2 separate regions of the Homo sapiens genome follow, and region 1 is linked to region 2. Evidence: read pairs that join two places in POLR2A ChIA-PET (ENCODE). Cell type or tissue: PC-9. All regions are shown on one strand.

Evidence for each region. Peaks named below come from ENCODE experiments on the same cell type or tissue, not always from the same donor. Only the 100,000 strongest peaks of a DNase experiment are listed, where the experiment ranks them.
Region 1: POLR2A ChIA-PET joins it to region 2 with 10 read pairs; 3 of 35 experiments call an interaction of 5 or more read pairs at or near these places.

The regions. Positions count from the first base shown.
Region 1 is chr14:73,170,231-73,175,230 of GRCh38, reverse strand. It overlaps PSEN1 (presenilin 1), which reads right to left. Exons shown (of 12, transcript NM_000021.4): 4 at 4,184-4,434; 5 at 1,524-1,665. Among named protein-coding and RNA genes, the nearest start is that of PSEN1, 36 kb to the right of the region's middle. RefSeq lists enhancers at 4,127-4,705, 4,978-5,000. In PC-9, a CTCF peak has its summit at 1,914 (motif pointing left); no DNase peak of the experiment used is centred here.
Region 2 is chr14:73,114,030-73,119,029 of GRCh38, reverse strand. It overlaps RBM25 (RNA binding motif protein 25), which reads right to left. Exons shown (of 19, transcript NM_021239.3): 18 at 4,697-4,744. Among named protein-coding and RNA genes, the nearest start is that of PSEN1, 20 kb to the left of the region's middle. In PC-9, no CTCF peak of the experiment used is centred here; no DNase peak of the experiment used is centred here; H3K27ac peaks cover 545 bases.

The DNA.
Region 1 (5,000 bases), 56 kb before region 2:
CGCTTGAACCCAGGAGGCACAGCTTGCAGTGAGCCAAGATCGCGCTGTCACACTCCAGCCTGCGGGACAAGAGCGAGACTTCGTCTCGGGGAAAAAAACAAAAAAACAAAAAAAACTCCTGACCTCAAGCAATCCTCCTGCCTTGGCCTCCCAAAGTGCTGGGATTACAGGCATGAGCCACCATGCCTGGCCGAACACTTATAATTTCTATTATTTGAAAATGACCTTAAAAGGTGCATGACTTGTGATAATGTGTAATTTTTTCTAAGGTATGAATCTGAAACGTGCTAGTTGGCTGAAACTCAGCAGTAGGTCACTTTGAAACTCAGCAGTAGGTCACTTTGGCAAAAGAGCGAGCTAGGGGAGGAGAGGCTGAGAAGGGTGGGTCTGTATCTTTCCTGTACAACCTCCCAGCGCCCGACTTCCCAAGGAAGGAAGTAGTACAGTGGAGATGGTGAGAGGATGCATGGTGGCTACCAGTTTAGGCAAGGTGTGACCAGTCACCAGTGAGTTTAATACCAGCATCTGAAGATGGCTTTATTGTTCTGTACTCCAATATAAAAATCTGATTTTAGTTATACCGTATTTTATAGGGACCATTATATCCTACAGTGTTATTTGTGAATGAGGAGATTCATAAAGGTCTTAGAGTATATTTCTTCAGTATACTGTCAATCAAAATATTAAAACCACTTAGGGCCGGGCGCAGTGGCTCATGCCTGTAATCCCAGCACTTTGGGAGACCAAGGTGGGCAGATCACTTGAGGCCAGGAGTTCGAGACCAGTGTGGTCAACATGGTGAAACCCTGTCTCTACTAAAAATACAAAAATTAGCCGAGTGTGGTGGCACACACCTGTAATCCCAGCTATTTGGGAGGCAGAGGCAGGAGAATCGCTTGAAACTGGTGGGTTGAGTCTGCAGTGAGCCAAAATCGTGCCACTGCACTTCACTCCAGCCTGGGTGACAGGGCAAGGCCCTGCTTCAACAAACAAACAAACAAACAAAAACCCACTTAGATTGTGCTATTATATGGAAATGTTTATTTTTCAGTTACAACTTTTTTTGTTTTCTGCTTTTATTTTTTGAGACAATGGCCTAAAAAGGCATTGAAATCCAAAATAACATAAATTATCACTAAATCTTGATAACTAATCATAATATATATATTTTACACTAATTTTTTCATGACATATAGATTCCATGCATATAAAATACTTCCAATATTTGTTTTTTGTTTTCTTTAATAGAGGCAGGGTCTTGCTACGTTGCCCAAGCTGCTTGTGAACTCCTGGGCCCAAGTGATCCTCCTGCCTCAGCCTCTGAGCCTGGCATTACACATGCACCTGGCTTCCTTTTTGTATTTTTTGAATGTTCCACAGTGAGGAGGAAGAAAACTAAAAATTAACTTATCTCTAGAAGACAAAACATTTTTTCTTTCCTAGATCAGTTAAGTTACTGTGACAAGAATACCCAACCATAAGAAGAACAGGGTGGAAAGCAAAGATCTGTGTCTCATGCTCACCTTATAGCACCTGTATTTATACAGAACCACCAGGAGGATAGTCATGACAACAATGACACTGATCATGATGGCAGCATTCAGAATTGAGTGCAGGGCTCTCTGGCCCACAGTCTCGGTATCTTCTGTGAATGGGGTATAGATTCTACAATAAAACAAACACAAAAGCCCTAGGTCAGTGTTAATGGAGATCACCAACCACATTACCACCTCCAACACAGAATTTTCTTTTTCTTAATTCAATTCGTATCTTATAAGTCACTTTTCCCCAACTCACCAATCTAGCTAAGAATTTTTAACCTGAGAAAAACAGCTACACTCTAAAATTGCTTCAAAGAAAATGTCTAACATATGGAAAGAAGGACTTAACATGTGAAGCAGACACTGGCTCCATCTAGTGGGTGCTTTATATTGAAATAATTATAATACCTCATCAAATTTTTTTGGCTACAGCTTATTAGGAACTTGTTATAGAACCAGATTCTGCCACAGAAACCACGTGGGCTGACAAGTGGTTGTCAGAAGAAAGGTAATATGGCTTATAATTAGTGCCTCTCATCTGCAGAGTAATTGCAACTGGAGTTGTCTTAAGATAATGTCACATATCCATCTTCCCCTTGTTTCTCATTCACAGAAAAACATTTTTATTCCAGGTGCCAATATTCCCAGCCAAAAAGACTTTACTTCTGACTCCCTTATATTTAGGATGGCTATGAGAACAAGTAAGGGCAATGACTTCTAGGGAGATGTGTTGTGTATGGAACTTCTAAGGAGAGAATTCTGCTGACATGTCCTATGTTCTTTTCTCCCCTACTCCTTCCTACTGTCAGAATGAAGGCTAGGGCTCCAGCCTGGACCCTGAAGTAAGCTAGAGGTTAGAAGCTAAAGAAGAAAGAAGGAGATTGAGTCCTTGATGAACGTGAAGCCACCGTACTAATCTGGACTGCCTACCTCTGCACTACTCTATGAGAGAGAAAGTATGTGCATTATTTAAACCAGTTGTTTTGATTTTCTATTAACAAAGTCAGAAACATCTCTGTAAAAAGCCAGACTGAATATTTTAAGCTCTATGGGTCATATGGTCTCCAGTGCAAACACTCAACTGTGCTACTGTAGTGTGAAAGCAGCCACAGACAATGTATAAACCAAGGAGCGTGGTCACTTTCCAATGAAAGTTTATTCACAAATTTGTGAATAACTTTGTTATTACACCTTTGTGGAAAGGTAGCAGACAGATCTGGCCTGTGGCTGTAGCTTGCCAATGTTTGTTCTATAATACGTTGCCAAACCTAACCCTAACCTATATGGATAATATTCTTCAATCCCTCTAGTTCTAACCCCTGCCCTTCACCTGCTGTCTTAGATGCTCTCCCAAAAGGCTAAAAGTTTGGCTTTCAGAACACCATGTAGTTTTTCAGACACTTCACAACTTCAAATTCTAAAACTCAATTAAAACTCTTCTTTGGACCCCATGAGAGTCGTAGAGATGGAACTAGATGACATTTGAATCAAGCATTTTTCTTGGAGGCCAAGGGCTGACATCAGCAGCACCAGGGAACCCACATGATAGCCCCCCAGGAGTCTAGAGAGTGCTGGCTTGAATTAGTTGTTCATCCTTTCAATTAACAATTCGTTTGGCCATTTATTATACACCTCACCCTGGAGACTCAGTACCCTCACAGGCCTTGCAATAAAGAAGGAAATTAGGCATTAAATAAACAATGTAAATAAATATATATTTGCAAATTGTGACAAGTGAGAAAGGACAAGTTGCTATGAGAAAAGATACCAAGAAGGACTTAATCGTGTTAGGAGAAACAGGAATGTTATCTTTGAGGATTTAACATTTAAGCCAATGTTAGATGTGAGTTCTAAATTTCAAAGAATTAATACGCCAGTATGTTCAATTCTTTGCCTTCTACTTTTAAACTTAACTTCCTCGTAAAGCAATGTTTTTCCATTACCTGCTCCACCCTCATTCCAGTTACCTGCTACCTGCTCTTCCCTGACTCCTGCCAAAGCACTCACCCCATCATTCTCTTTAAATTAGCCAATTGGAATTAGTTTAGCCTGTGCAGTCTAACCCTAGTCAGTAGGGGAAGAACACAGCAGCAGGGACCACGTGTGTCAGGGATAAGAACCCTTTCCCCTCCCTTGTCCAAATGTGCGCTTGCCATTGTTCCATCTGTAAGGGTGCACCCTTCTATATAGAAGTAACTTGCCTTGCTGAGAATTAAAAGGAAAATTTTATATTCGAGTGCTACTTCTTTTGCGGCACCAAAACTTTATATATAACACCAAGAGGAGGGGGATGACAGGAATTTAATCCACCAAAGTTAGAAAAGGAAAGAATATTCTAGGCAGAAGAGCAATGGGCGCCCAATGGCCCTGAGGTGGAAAAGAATTTATGTGTTCAATTCAGCATAACTTCAGCCCTATCCAGTAATACCATACAGGAAACATACTTCTGCAGTGTTCCTTTTCTCCACTTAAAACATGAAGTAATAACCCCTCGCTCTCTCAACTGCTCCTGACCATCACAGAGGATGGGCTCTCCAGCTAAGTCATGCCCCTTCAATGCAGAGGCCTTCAAGGTGATGATGACATGCTGTAAAGAAAAGCCACACTGGCTTTGAGAATAATAAAACAAAACTCATACGTACAGCTGCCCATCCTTCCGGGTATAAAAGCTGACTGACTTAATGGTAGCCACGACCACCACCATGCAGAGAGTCACAGGGACAAAGAGCATGATCACATGCTTGGCGCCATATTTCAATGTCAGCTCCTCATCTTCTTCCTCATCTTGCTCCACCACCTGCCGGGAGTTACCCTGGGGTCGTCCATTAGATAATGGCTCAGGGTGGCCAAGGCTCCGTCTGTCGTTGTGCTCCTGCCGTTCTCTATTGTCATTCTATAAGCACAAGAAAAACATTTTCAGTAAATCAGATTCTCAGCAGAATCAAGGTAACGGTTAGACCTGGGATTAACAACAGACCCGTCACTATGAGTTCTAAAAACCTGAAGCAAGAAAAAACAATGTACAGGAAGTATGCAGTTTAAAAGTCTAGATTATCTATCATTGTTCACTGAAGGCATTCAGGTCCTCTCTTTTACCTGGGTCTTGGCTTGCTCCATTCTCTCTGTTCATCCCAACATACACAATTGTACTTATCCTTTGAGATGTACCTTAAATACTGACACCTGCATGAAAACTTGTTTACTGGCTGCAGCTCCAAGCACCTTTTTCAAATTCAGCTTTCTGTGATTTCAGACCACATATGCAAGGAACTATCTTACCTTAATTAATAAGACTTTAAAATCCTTGTGTCAGAGGCGTTTGGACCAGAGCAACTCTATCTTGAATAGGGGCTGGGTAAAATAAGGCCAAGACCTACTGGGCTGCATTTGCAGGAGGTTAGGTACTCTTAGTTACGGGATGAGATAGGAAGTCAGCACAAGATACAGCTCATAAAGATC
Region 2 (5,000 bases):
TGGGAGGCTGAGGCAGGTGGATCACCAGAGGTCAAGAGTTCAAGACCAGCCTGGCCAACATGACGAAACCCCATCTCTACTAAAAATACAAAAATTAGCTGGGCATGGTGGCCGGCACCTGTAATCCCAGCTACTCGGGAGGCTGAGGTAGGAGAATCGCTTGAACCTGGGAGGCGGAGGTTGCAGTGAGCCAAGATCATGCCACTGCACTCCAGCCTGGTCAACAAGAGCAAAACTCCGTCTCTAAATAAATAAATAAATAGTAAATGTAAATTAACAACGACAACAAAAAAAAATCATTCAAAATTCCATGGCTTACTAAACACAAAGAGTACCATATTTTTGTGATCCACCTTTTATTCTTTTATTTTACCTTTACAGATACTGCAATTATACATGTCTGACAAAACTACTTCCCAAGGAAACCATACGCTTTTCATAAAGAACACAGTAATTTAAGAAGAACTAAATAATATACAATTACATAATAACAATACAGAATTTCATTTATCTCCAAAAACACAACCTCACAAACTTTTTTTTTTTTTTTCTGGAGACAGGATCTCTCTTGTCACCCAGCCTGGAGTACAGTGGCATGATCATGGTGCACTACAGCCTTGACCTCCCAGGCTCAAGTGATACTCCCACATCAGCCTCACCAGTAGCTAGGACTACAGGTGTGCACCACTACTCCTGGCTACATTTTTGTGCTTTTTAGTAGAGACAGGGTCTCACTATGTTGCCCAGGCTGGTCTCAAACTCCTGGGCTCAAGCAATCTGCGCACCTTGGCCTTCCAAAGTGCTGGGATTACAGGTTTGAGCTGCTGTGCACAGCCCAACCGTACCATCTTAACTAGCATTTATTGTGTATGTGACACTAAAGTGAACATTAAATGAGAATATAAGTATTTAGTACAGTGTCCAGAATACAGTAAACACAATAAGCAAATACAATCATCACGGGGCACACATGACTACTGAGTAACAAGTCTTCTTCCAGTGGTGGATGAGGAAATTGTCTTCCTCTCTACTTATGAGTTATAGGGTCCTTGTGTCCCCATCACTATTCCTGCCATCATCCCATACACACATCTGCCCCTCTACATTATGGCTGCTATGAGGTGAAATGGCCTACTCTGCTCCCTTCTGAAGGGGGCAGCTATGACTGTGCTCCAGAAATGTGGTCTAGTGTTGCCAGGTCTTCATAGAGGAAGTTTGGGGTAGGAATTTAGAGTACTCAATCTCTAGTCAGACTACATTGGTTCAAATTCTCTAGTCAGGCTACATAGGTTCAAATTGCACTGCTGCCTCTTACTAGCGATAGGTCCTTGGTTGGGTTACTTAACCTGAGCCTCAGTTCCCTCACCTCTAAAGTGGAGGCGATGTAGCTACACACCATAGCAGTAGGTACTAAGTGGGAATTAAAAGAGTTGGTATGTAGTTAAGTGCTCTGACAACTGACTGGTATATAACAAGTGCTTAATAAATACCTGGGAAGAGACTGGGCACAGTGGCTCACGCCTGTAATCCCAGCACTTTGGGAGGCCTAGGTAGGCAGATCACCTGAGGTCAGGAGTTTGAGACCAGCCGGGCCAACATGGTGAAACCCGTCAATACTAAAAATACAAAAATTAGCCAGGCGTGCGGGTGGGCACCTGTAATCCCAACTACTTGGGAGGCTGAAGCAGGAGAATTGCTTGAACCCAAGAAGTGGAGGTTACAGTGAGCCAAGATCGCGCCACTGTCACTCCATATAGCCTGGGAAACAGAGCAAGACTCTGTCTCAAAAAAAAAAAAAAAAAAAAAAAAAAAAAAAAAAGAAAAGAAGAAAGAAATTAAAAGAAAGAAATTTCTGTCACTTTCTCAATGATAGCAATAATTAATTAAAGAACTTTTGATCAGATTTCTATGAGCCAGATTTGACTTTAGTTGAAGAACTCTGTTGTAACACTAATTCACATCTGAGTCACACTTCAGAGAGATGTAGGCACAAAATGCAACCAAACTTCATTTAATTTACATAAAATGAAAAAGGTATAATATAAAGAAGTCAGACTTTTGTTAAGAGTGAAACAGTACTCAGGCTAAAAATTCAGTCTCCTCATTTATTCAAGAAATATTTACAAGGCCCCATGAGCTTTTTAGCAGAGCTGTTTGACAACACTAGCTCAACTGGTTTCCTCTCATTCTAATCAACGAGCCACAAAATCATAAACAGTGGTCTAAATACACTTCAAATATCAATATATTACAACAGATCAAAAAATCTAAAATTAACACTGACATGAAATCTTTACTATGTATGATAGGAACTCTGCTGAGGCCAAACGCTAGAACACAGTTTTATTTAAAAAATGTCTTCACTCAGGCCTAACTACGACACCCTCTACTCCAAGAAAAACGGGGCTGGAAGCTTCAGGAAAGTTCAGAATTCAGCCCCAAGGACTGAAATCTATTCACATTTCTCCTTTCCTCTGAGGCAATGAAGTTTTCACAAATGTTTTATCAGGTGTTCTAAATGACAGCTGCATCAAGCTAGCTAGGCAGCAGAAAAGGAATGTTATCTGGCTTTAGACACCATAAAATGCCTGGACACAAAGCAGCTAGACCTCACAATCCTTCTTTTTGACTATAAACCCCACGATGTCCCTCCCTGACATCTCTGGTGGCAGTTCCAAGTGCAAGTACTCCCAGTCATCTACCATTTCATATCATGCTTGATGATTTTTCCTTCCTTACTCATCTTCCCATTGCTGTCTTCCCGCTCTGCCCTTTGGACCGCTATTCCATTTTATACTACACATCAACAACTAAATTAGGTTTTTCCTCTTAACAGAAACCCTCCTCTATCTCCTAGAGCCCCGGCACTTCTCAGGCAGTCTCTCACTCTCAATGTCTTAATCTCCACAGGAATGACTTGTGGGTCTTCACTGTTTCTTTCTTGGTAAAAAAAAAAACAACTCCATGGACGTTCATGAGCTCTCACCACCTTATCCACTGTAAGAGCAGCTATCTGGCAAGTATCTAGTCTTTCCCCCCACTTAAATGAGTGCTCTGGCAACTATTTCCAGTATTTCTCTCCAATCTGACTCCCAATACCCAGGAATTTCCCATAGTCATACTATGCACCTTGCCATCGTCTGGGCTGACCTATCACATATAGACTTGAACTTTCTACACTCTGACCATAACCTCTCCTTTCAGTTGTTTTATTACAATTCGCCTTCCACAACTTCACTGGAACCACTAGTCCTTAATTCATTCAAACCACCAGCTCTATTCAGATACTATTTTCTTCTCTTCCTAACTTGGAGATCATAGTTCAATCTCTTGCTCAACCTTTACCATCAATTTTCTTCTCCTTTCCTTGTCTCACAAAATCACAGTGTTAACTACATGCTACCACTGACTGTAATCCCAAATTAAATGCAACGGGGATTTGATGTTTACTGTCAATACAACAGGTGTTTGGATACCTGTCCAAAAAGCAGCACATATGTACAATCTTGTGGCCATAAAAAACGAAATAGTGTCCTTTACAGGGACATGGATGGAGCTGGAGGCCACTATCCTTAGCAAACTAACACAGGAACAGAAAACCAAATACAGTATGTTTTCACTTATAAGCGGGAGCTAAATGATGAAAAAACATGAACGAAGAGAGGGGAACAACACACAATGGGGCCTATCGTAGGGCAGAGGGTGGGAGGAGGGAGAGGATCAGGAAAAATAACTAATGAGTACTAGGCTTAACACCTGGGTGATGAAATAATCTGTTCAACAAACCCCCATGACACAAGTTTACCTATGTAACAAACCTGCACATGTATCCGACTTAAAACACACACACACACACACACACACACACACACACACGTATCAGTTCCTGTAGTAATCCTTGTGATGCTTAACCTAACTGCTATCAATGCCATCAGATGTTCTATCTCCTCTACCTCCATTATCCTTTCTACATATCTAATTCAAACAAGTACATCAAGGTTCCAGTACCTGTATACCTATCTCTCTGCTACTACAGGTCATTTGTTCTACTTTTATGCTTCTAGCACATTGTGCTGGGCATAGGGAAAACATGAATGGAACTGGTGGAAAAGAATGAAGCCTTATTTATTTATTTAGAGATGGGGTCTCACTCTGTCACCAGGCTGGAGTGCAATGGCATGATCTCGGCTCACTGCAACCTCCACCTCACAGGTTCAAGTGATTCTCCTGCCTCAGACTCCCCGAGTAGCTGGGACTATAGGCACACGCCACCACGCACAGCTAATTTTTGTATTTTTCATAGAGACGGGGTTTCACCATGCTGGCCAGGATGGTCTCGATCTCTTGACCTTGTGATCCACCCGCCTCAGCCTCCCAAGTACTGGGATTACTCAAGTTTTAATTCAGGCCTAAAAAAGATTCTGGAACAAAGACAGGCAGGAAGTGAATCAAATTCAAAAGTGAGTTTATATAGATGTTAATTAAAATATTAATAATAGTGCATTTCTGGCCAGGTGTGGTGGCTGATGCCTGTAATCTCAACACTTTGGGAGGCTGAGGCAGGAGGATCACTTAAGCCTAGGAATTTAAGACTACCCTGGGCAACGTGGTGAGACCCCATCTATATTTTAAGACAAAAAAAACCAAAAACTTTTTTTAAATTAAAAGAAATAAAAATAGTGAATTTCTAACTTACCATGGCAACATCATCTAAAATGCTCTGGGGTGAACTATGAGCCATAACCTAAAAGAGAAAAATAATTGTCACATTAAAAATAAATAAAAAATTAACAATACAGTCAAGAAATTTTAAGGTATGAATCCTCAAATTCATACAGGAACTTCTTGCGGCTAAGGAACCATTCTATAAATGTTTTAATTTTCAGAATATCATTCTTCAACGAAAGAGGCACCAAAACCTGGAATATTAATCTCCATAGTGGTCTGTAGTCTAATTTTAAGTCAAATCTCACACAAGTTTTAATGCCACAATAATTACA